Linked DNA regions of Homo sapiens: regions 2 and 3 are each linked to region 1. Evidence: chromatin loops called from intact Hi-C (ENCODE). Cell type or tissue: heart left ventricle. All regions are shown on one strand.

Region 1 (2,500 bases):
GTTGATAAGAAGCACTGTACTTTTCTAACATTCAAAATTTTTTATCTAGTTAGAATGTTGTAAGTGAATGCTTAGTGTAGACAAAAATAAAACATGTTTGACATATCATAGAAATGTTAATCCTGAAAGAATGTGGAAGTCACAAGCTTTTCCTATGGAAAAGGGTTTTTTTTTTTTTTTTTTTTTTTTTTTGAGACAGAGTCTTTTTTTTTGAGACAGGCTGGAGTGCAGTGGCATGATCTCGGTTCACTGCAACCTCTACCTCCTGGGTTCAAGCGATTCTCCTGCCTCAGCCTCCTTAGTAGCTGGCATTACAGGCATCTGCCACCATGCCCGGCTAATTTTTTTTTTTTTTTTTTTTTTGAGACAGAGTGCAGTGGCGGGATCTTGACTCACTGCAACCTCTGCCTCCCCGGTTCAAGCGATTCTCCTGCCTCAGCCTCCTGGGTAGCTGGGACTACAGGCATGCGCCACCATGCCCAGCTAATTTTTGTATATTTTTTAGTAGAGGCATGGGTTCACTATGTTCATGTTGGCCAGGATGGTCTCGATCTCTTGACCTCATGATCTGCTTGCCTTGGCCTCCCAAAGTGCTGGGATTACAGGTGTGAGCTACTGTGCCTGGCCTAATTTTTTATATTTTTAATAGAGATGGGGTTTCACCATGTTGTCCAGGCTGGTCTTGAACTCCTGACCTCAGGTGATCCGCCCGCCTCAGCCTCCCAAAGTGCTGGGATTACAGGCGTGAGCCATGATGCCTGGCCAAAAATGTAGGTTTTTAATGTCTGACTATCTGTCTAGCAATATGTATATAAACCCTTGGGTGAGCCTTGCTCAATAAGTTCATTCTTAAAGTCATGAGAGGCCGTTTCAGTTTTGCTTTTCCTAGCCTTTCAGAATTATGTTCTTTGAAACAAAGGTCAATTTTATTTTGTGGAAAATCTTACTGTAAATTTTATTGTATTCTGTTTCTTTACCTGGGCTTGGTTTAGATGATGATGAATGCATGTGCCAGCCTTTTCTTGGCGAGGTTAGTGAAATGCAGTGCTTGCATTCTCCACTTGGAGCTGCTGATCCAGCACAGAAAAACAAGCCCAATTCATGGCAGTGTTGATCTCTTAGTACTAAATTGTGGGGAAAAAATTGGATGCTGATTATCTTTGTTTTGGGAGAGTTGGGAAGGAGAACGAGATGTTTGCCCAAAACTGATCATTATTCTAATTATCTTTGTTTTGGGGGGTTTGGGAGGGAAAATGAAATGTTTGCTTGATATTGATAATTATTCTAATAAGTAGCCAATTGTATTTAACAGTTTTCAGTTTTATACTGTTGGAAAAGGCTTTAATATGGTGTACAGTAAATGTCCTATTTTAAGTTTGATGAATTCCAAATTTGACGCAATTAAAAAATAACTTGGAGGAAGCAGAAAGGTGGGATAAGCACCTATAAGTAATTCTGTAGTTGAGTGGAGATAATAAAAGATGTTTTTAAAACTATGGGTTGGAAATAGGAAATCTGAAACTATGTTAAAATAACTCTTTTTACGCTGGGGTAAAAGTATGGAAAAGTATTGTTACTGTTGACAAATTTTCTGATGACTGTTATGTCATGATCTGTTATAATTTTCAACTTGTTAGGTAATTAACTTTCTTAGTGGCTTTTTCTGCCTTACATTTTGAATGCCTTTTCCAGTTCTGAACTCTTTTTTTTTTTTTTTTTTTTGAGACGGAGTCTCGCTCTGTTGCCCAGGCTGAAGTGCAGTGGCACGATCTTGGCTCACTGCAAGCTCCACCTCCCGAGTTCAGCCATTCTCCTGCCTCAGCCTCCCCAGTAGCTGGGACTACAGACGCCCGCCACCACGCCTGGCTAATTTTTTGTATTTTTAGTAGAGACAGGGTTCACCGCGTCAGCCAGGATGGTCTCAATCTCCTGATCTTGTGATCTGCCCGCCTTGGACTCCCAAAGTGCTGGGATTACAGGCATGAGCCACCGCGCCTGGCCCCAGTTCTGAACTCTTAATAAAGCACGTGCCCCCAGATCTGATGTTGCACACTCCTAGGCAACCGGGCACAAGTGTCAGTCACAGTGGGGGCTGCGTGGTGGCTCACGCCTGTGATCCCAGCACTGGGAGGCTAGGCGGGAGGATCACTCGAGCTCTGGGGTTCAAGACCAGCCTGGGCAACAAAATGAGACCTGTCTCTACAAAAAAAAATTTTTTTTTTAATTAGCTGGGTGTGATGGTGCAGCCTGTAGTCCTGGCTATTTGAGAGGCTGAGGTGGGAGGATCAGTTGAGCCCCAGAAGTCAAGGCTGCAGTAAACTATGATCACACCACTGCAGTCCAGCCTGGGTGACAGAGACCCTGTCGAAAAAAAAGAAAAGTGTCATTATCTTGATATGTCTGCAATCAAAGCATAATACTCTGCTGGGTGCAGTGGCTTATGTGTGTAATCCCAGCACTTTGGCAGGTCGAGGCAGGTGGGTCACCTGAGGTCAGGAGT
Region 2 (2,500 bases), 70 kb before region 1:
CCTCAGCCAGCCTCAGCTTTCGTATTTTATATTCGAGAAAAGTGAGACCCACATAAGCTGAATCTGTATGTATATATAAAAAAAGAAAGCTGATACTCTAAGATACTCTCTAACTAAGACACTCTAGGTCTCTTTGGGCTCTAAAATGTTGATGGCATATTCTTGTAACATAGTAGAGTTTACAAAGAGCCTTCACATATAACAGCTCGTGCAGAGCCCTGGAGGGTAATTAACACGATTGTAATCATTCAGGTTTTTTGCATCTGAAAAAAATTGCTGACTGTGAGACTGGTCCAAAAAGACAGGTGTTAACCGGTGGAGCTGGGTCTAAATCCACAATTTTCTCAGTGCCGCTACAATGGTAGCAGAATTAAGCAGGATTTTCTAGTCCTTACAAATAGGTTCAAGGCAGCACAAATTTGCGTTTACTTCACACTAATCCAAAAAAGTACTCCATATGAACTTCCAATTGTTTTCCCGAGTTTTCCATGAACACGCTGGTCATCTGAGAATGAACAGTCAATCAATACAGACTTACTGGCTCAGGAGTACCTGACCGTTGAACATGGAGATCTGTGTAAGGAATTGCGTCCTTTGAAGCAGGCATTTGAATCCCTGTTTTCAGCTCGCTGGGTGTATGAAAGAATCTGTCTGAGCTCTACCAGCCCACCTAGGACAGGGCGCCTCGCAGCAGGGCAGGCGCGCTCAGGAAGAGAACGACTTTCTCAGGTTGTGGCCTGAGTGTAGAAAGCTGAGCGAGTTCTGGAGGGCGCCTGGGAAACTCGACCAATGTGCCCAGCTGAGACTCGAGGGTCCCTGTCCCCACCCGCCCTGTCCCGGGCGCCGCTGAAGCGCACGGAGGACAGGGGCAGCCCCGCACTCCCGCAGACCCCCCGGCCCCGGGCCCCGCCTCACCCGTAGGTGGTCAGCAGCGCCTTGTTGACAAGCACGATGAGGAAGGAGCAGGTCCCGTAGAAGAGCGCCGACAGCAGCCGGGCCACCCGCGAGGGCAGCCGCGCCGCGCCGGGCTCCCCGCCAGCGCCCTCGGCCTCGGCCTGGCCGCCGGCCGTCATCTCCTGCGGCCCCGCGGACCCCGCCGCCCGCCAGCCCCGGCTGCGCACTGGTCCCGCCCGGCCGGGCCGGGGAAGAGGGCGCGGCAGGAACAGGAAGAGCCCGGCGCAATCCCAGGTCCCGACCCGCCCCCTGCGAGCGCCCGAGGCCGGCGCGGGAGGACCCTGCGCGCTGGACTTCACCCTGGTTCCAGGCACCTCCTTCGGTCTCCAGGGCCGGCAATGCGCTGGGGAGTTGAAAAGCGCTGCCTTCCTCCAGGCTTTCCTGGAAAGAAACGCTTCAGTAAGTCTCAGGGCTTGTTTTGCTTTTTTTTTTTTTTCCCTACAACTTTTTTGTTTAGTGTATAATTTACATACAATGAAGTGTACACATCTTGCCAGTCCATAGTTTGAGATGAGCTTCGACAAAGGCATCCACAGGAGTAACTACTCAAAACAACATTTCCATCGCCCCAAAAATTCCCCTTGCTGCCCCTTTGAAGTTAACGCCCGCATCTCATCGATGACTATTGCTGTAGGTTAGGTTTGCCTTTTCCGGAATTTCAAATAAACAGGGTGCTTTCTAGAATTTATGAATGAGCATGTGGTCTCAGGGGTTTTCACTCTATGCTTTGGACTCGACCATGTGGTTTGTTTAATCGTTGAATAGTATCACAAATTGTGTATCCATTGGTTGTTTCCAGTTTAGGACCATTAGGAAAAATGCTTCCATGAAAATTCGTGGGCGTTTGTGGGACCTGTGTCTTCATTTCTCTTAAATAAATATCTAGGAGTGGAGTGGCTAGGAGTAAGGTGGGTGAAGCCTTGGGACTTGGGTGTCCTCTGGGTGCTTTGTGGTAGGTGCATTCCTCGCGGAGGGCCGTTTGCCTTCGGGTCAGGTCAGTTGAAGGACAGCTTCCCAGAACCGCCTACCCTTGTCAGTCTTTAAAAAATATGAACTTTTGGCCAGGCGCGGTGGCTCACACATGTAATCCCAGCACTTTGGGAGACCGAGGCGGGCAGATCACGAGGTCAGGAGATCGAGACCATCCTGGCTAACACGGTGAAACCCCGTCTCTACTAAAGATACAAAAAAAATTAGCCGGGCGTGGTGGCGGGCGCCTGTAGTCCCAGCTACTCAGGAGGCTGAGGCAGGAGAATGGCGTGAACCCGGGAGGCAGAGCTTGCAGTGAGGCGAGATCGCGCCACTGCACTCCAGCCTGGGCGACAGAGCAAGCCTCCGTCTCAAAAATATATATATTATATATTTAATATATAATGTATATTATATATATATATATATATGAACTTTTAGCTTCTTAGAAAAGCTTAAGATTTCAAGTTAAATAAAAGTTGGGGCCTAACTATATAGATGCCCAGAGAATTGTTTTTCTACCCTTAGGCACTAAACAACCAGGAGAATGAAAACTGGGAAACATTTTCAGCCCTGA
Region 3 (2,500 bases), 170 kb after region 1:
CTCAGGGGCTGATTCAGAGGTTGTGACTCGCGCGAGGGCCAACCGGGCTCGCAATCCCTGAAGGCGGAATCCACAGGAACTCAGAAGCAGCCCGCGGGGAGGAGCTGCAGGTTCGAGGCGCCGGGCTGACGCCCGCAACTTAGAAAGGTGACCCTCGGTCCATCTTGCTGGTGGAGGAGGGTGCACAAGCTAAAGTTAAAGCTCGCAGCCCACGCAGCTAGAAACTCGGGGCGGGGGGCGCTCCTCAGGAGCCAGGCTCCTAAAGGGGGTGTGGCGGCCGGGGCGTTTAAGGGGGTGGGGGCGAAGGCATTTCGGCCCGGCCCCGGAGGCCCCGGGCAGCCCGGTGGGAGGTGGGCCAGGGCCCCGCGCCGGGTGCGGCCGTCCGGGGCCCTCCGCGCGCCCACTGGCCGGCTCACCGGTGATGTCCAGGTACACGTCGTCCTGGGGGTCCCGGCGGCGCGGGTCTTGCTGCGTGGAGCTGCGGATCTTCTTCACACCCGGCGAGGTCGACGAGCAGCGCCGCGAGCAGGGGGGCGCGGCGGCCCAGCTCGACCGCCGCTCGCTTTTCCGCTTCATGGAGGCGGCCGCGGCCCGTCAGGGGGCCACGACCATGGCCCCGCGCGCCCGCGCGCCCGCCGAGGCTCCCGCCAGCCCCGCGCGGGCGCTCGGGGCGGCGGGCGCAGAGCGGCGCTGCGGGGACGGCGGGCGCCGGCAGAGCCCGGCGGGAGGCGGTCGCGCAGGAGCCGGAGGAGGAGCCCGGCCCACAGCGCCTGCCCCGCTGCCTCCCGCGGCCGCCGCAGGACCGGCGCCGCAGCCCTCGCTACAGCGCCTCCTGCCGCGGCCGGCGCCCCCAGCCCGCCCCCAGGTGCCCGCAGCCGGCTGGCGCGGCCGAGGCGACGGGGCTGCAGCTGGCGGCCGGAGCTGCCCGGGGTAACCGTGCGTGCCCACCGCGGCCGCGGCCGCTGCTGCGTAGGCGCCGGGGCACAGCAGGACGCGGCTCGTGGGGACCCCAGGAGGGCTGTTCCGTGGCGCTTCATTCACAAAAAAGGGCCCACAACCCTCCTCGGGGCCCGCAGACTGAGGCCTTTCATTGGCCAATGCGGCGTGACGTCACGGAGACGGGGCCTTTCTACAGGCAGGTACTCGGTGACGCCATAAAGAAAACTCTGAGGGCTTCCGCCAATCAGAGATAAAGTGTGCTAGCGACCTTCGCCAGCCCCCCAACTTTTGTTTCTTCTGTGTCCTCCAGGTGCCAGCACCCCAGATCCCAACTTTCTTTAGTGAGTCACCAAACATTTACACAGCCCCACCCTAGTAACTTAACTCCAGGTCTTTGGCATATATATATCTTAAAGTATTTCTTGAATTTCCTTGTAATTCGCGCCAAGAGAAAGGGACTTTTGCCATGGCTGCCAGCTTGGAAGAGGATGGCCTGATTACATTACCTGCAGCTATATAGATTTAAAGTAGAGTTGATTTCAGAACTTAAGTAAAACTATTTAAACAACTACGCTCTATTTATCGACCTATGCCCAGCATTCAAACAGGCCAAGCAAGGGCTTCTTAAGGACCCGATGAAACTTCCGTGGAACCACAATATACCGTGGTTGTTTGCACCTCAGAGTTTCTCATCTCGGAATCCAGCGCCCACATTAATTCAGTAAGTTTATACACTCATTGCTGTGTATACTGAGGTGTCGACAGGTCCGATTATATCATGAAGTATTGAAGCAAGGGGCAAGTTTTGTCCTTAAACTTCTTTATCTGGCACACTGTAGGGTCATATCCTCTTCTTTTTCTACTGGATTAAAATAATGCCCTATCTTCCTGGAACTTAACCAAAAACTGTCATTTTGGAGGGCCTTTAAACAAACGTCCATGGTAGCATCTAAAAGGGTGAGAAGATTGGAGGGCAGTGTTAAGATTTCACGGCCCCAAATTTTACAACATCTGCAAGCTGTCCCTATTTTTCACCAGCACTTGAACGTTTTATCCTGCAGTTCCGCAGTTAACTGCCAGCCTGGGGAAAAGAAAGATGAATTTGAGTCAGTCCCCTTGGAAGCCTCTCAGAAATGCAAATTTTCATAGAGCACCTCAGGAAGGGGCTCTTTGACTTCTATTGTTGTGGGCTTTTACCTTAAGCACGGCTAAATAAGGAAGTAGGGGGGCTGTGTCTGAAGCTAGAGATCAGCAACTCTGTAAGCACTTTTTCTTAAGGTTGGTTCTCCTGTTCACTCTTCCTCTGTTTCCCCTAAGGAAATCAGTGAAGGCCTTAAATTTAAAATGATCTACATGTCTGTCTGTAGGGGCAGCAAAGAAGCTAGAGACGTGGGAGGCTGTGCGGCGCTGCGCAAGTAAGTTTTAGAGAGCAGAAACGGTAGGGTCACAGTCCTTTGTTTTGACCTGGAGGAGGAGGAGGAGACCTTTCAGACCGGCCTAGGGGCTCAGCATTGGAAAGCCACCCAGTTTCCCAGACTACCAGGGATTTTAAATGAGTGGG

The links. Peaks named below come from ENCODE experiments on the same cell type or tissue, not always from the same donor. Only the 100,000 strongest peaks of a DNase experiment are listed, where the experiment ranks them.
Region 2: it touches region 1 in a loop (4-fold over the local background); 15 of 110 quality-filtered maps call a loop at or near these places.
Region 3: it touches region 1 in a loop (1.8-fold over the local background); 30 of 110 quality-filtered maps call a loop at or near these places.

What each region holds. Positions count from the first base shown.
Region 1 is chr9:96,452,747-96,455,246 of GRCh38, forward strand. The region is part of intron 1 of HABP4 (hyaluronan binding protein 4); the gene reads left to right. Among named protein-coding and RNA genes, the nearest start is that of HABP4, 3.8 kb to the left of the region's middle. In heart left ventricle, a CTCF peak has its summit at 1,069; no DNase peak of the experiment used is centred here.
Region 2 is chr9:96,382,562-96,385,061 of GRCh38, forward strand. SLC35D2 (solute carrier family 35 member D2) reads right to left here and starts at 1,150. Exons shown (of 12, transcript NM_007001.3): 1 at 916-1,150. The coding sequence starts at 1,073. It overlaps SLC35D2-HSD17B3 (SLC35D2-HSD17B3 readthrough), which reads right to left and starts at 1,150. Exons shown (of 26, transcript NR_182427.1): 1 at 916-1,150. RefSeq lists silencers at 749-798, 809-1,138. In heart left ventricle, no CTCF peak of the experiment used is centred here; a DNase peak (open chromatin) is centred at 1,190; H3K4me3 peaks cover 1,836 bases; H3K27ac peaks cover 1,151 bases.
Region 3 is chr9:96,618,803-96,621,302 of GRCh38, forward strand. CDC14B (cell division cycle 14B) reads right to left here and starts at 1,041. Exons shown (of 14, transcript NM_033331.4): 1 at 417-1,041. The coding sequence starts at 576. RefSeq lists an enhancer at 192-692. In heart left ventricle, no CTCF peak of the experiment used is centred here; DNase peaks (open chromatin) are centred at 9, 879 and 1,099; H3K4me3 peaks cover 1,822 bases; H3K27ac peaks cover 630 bases.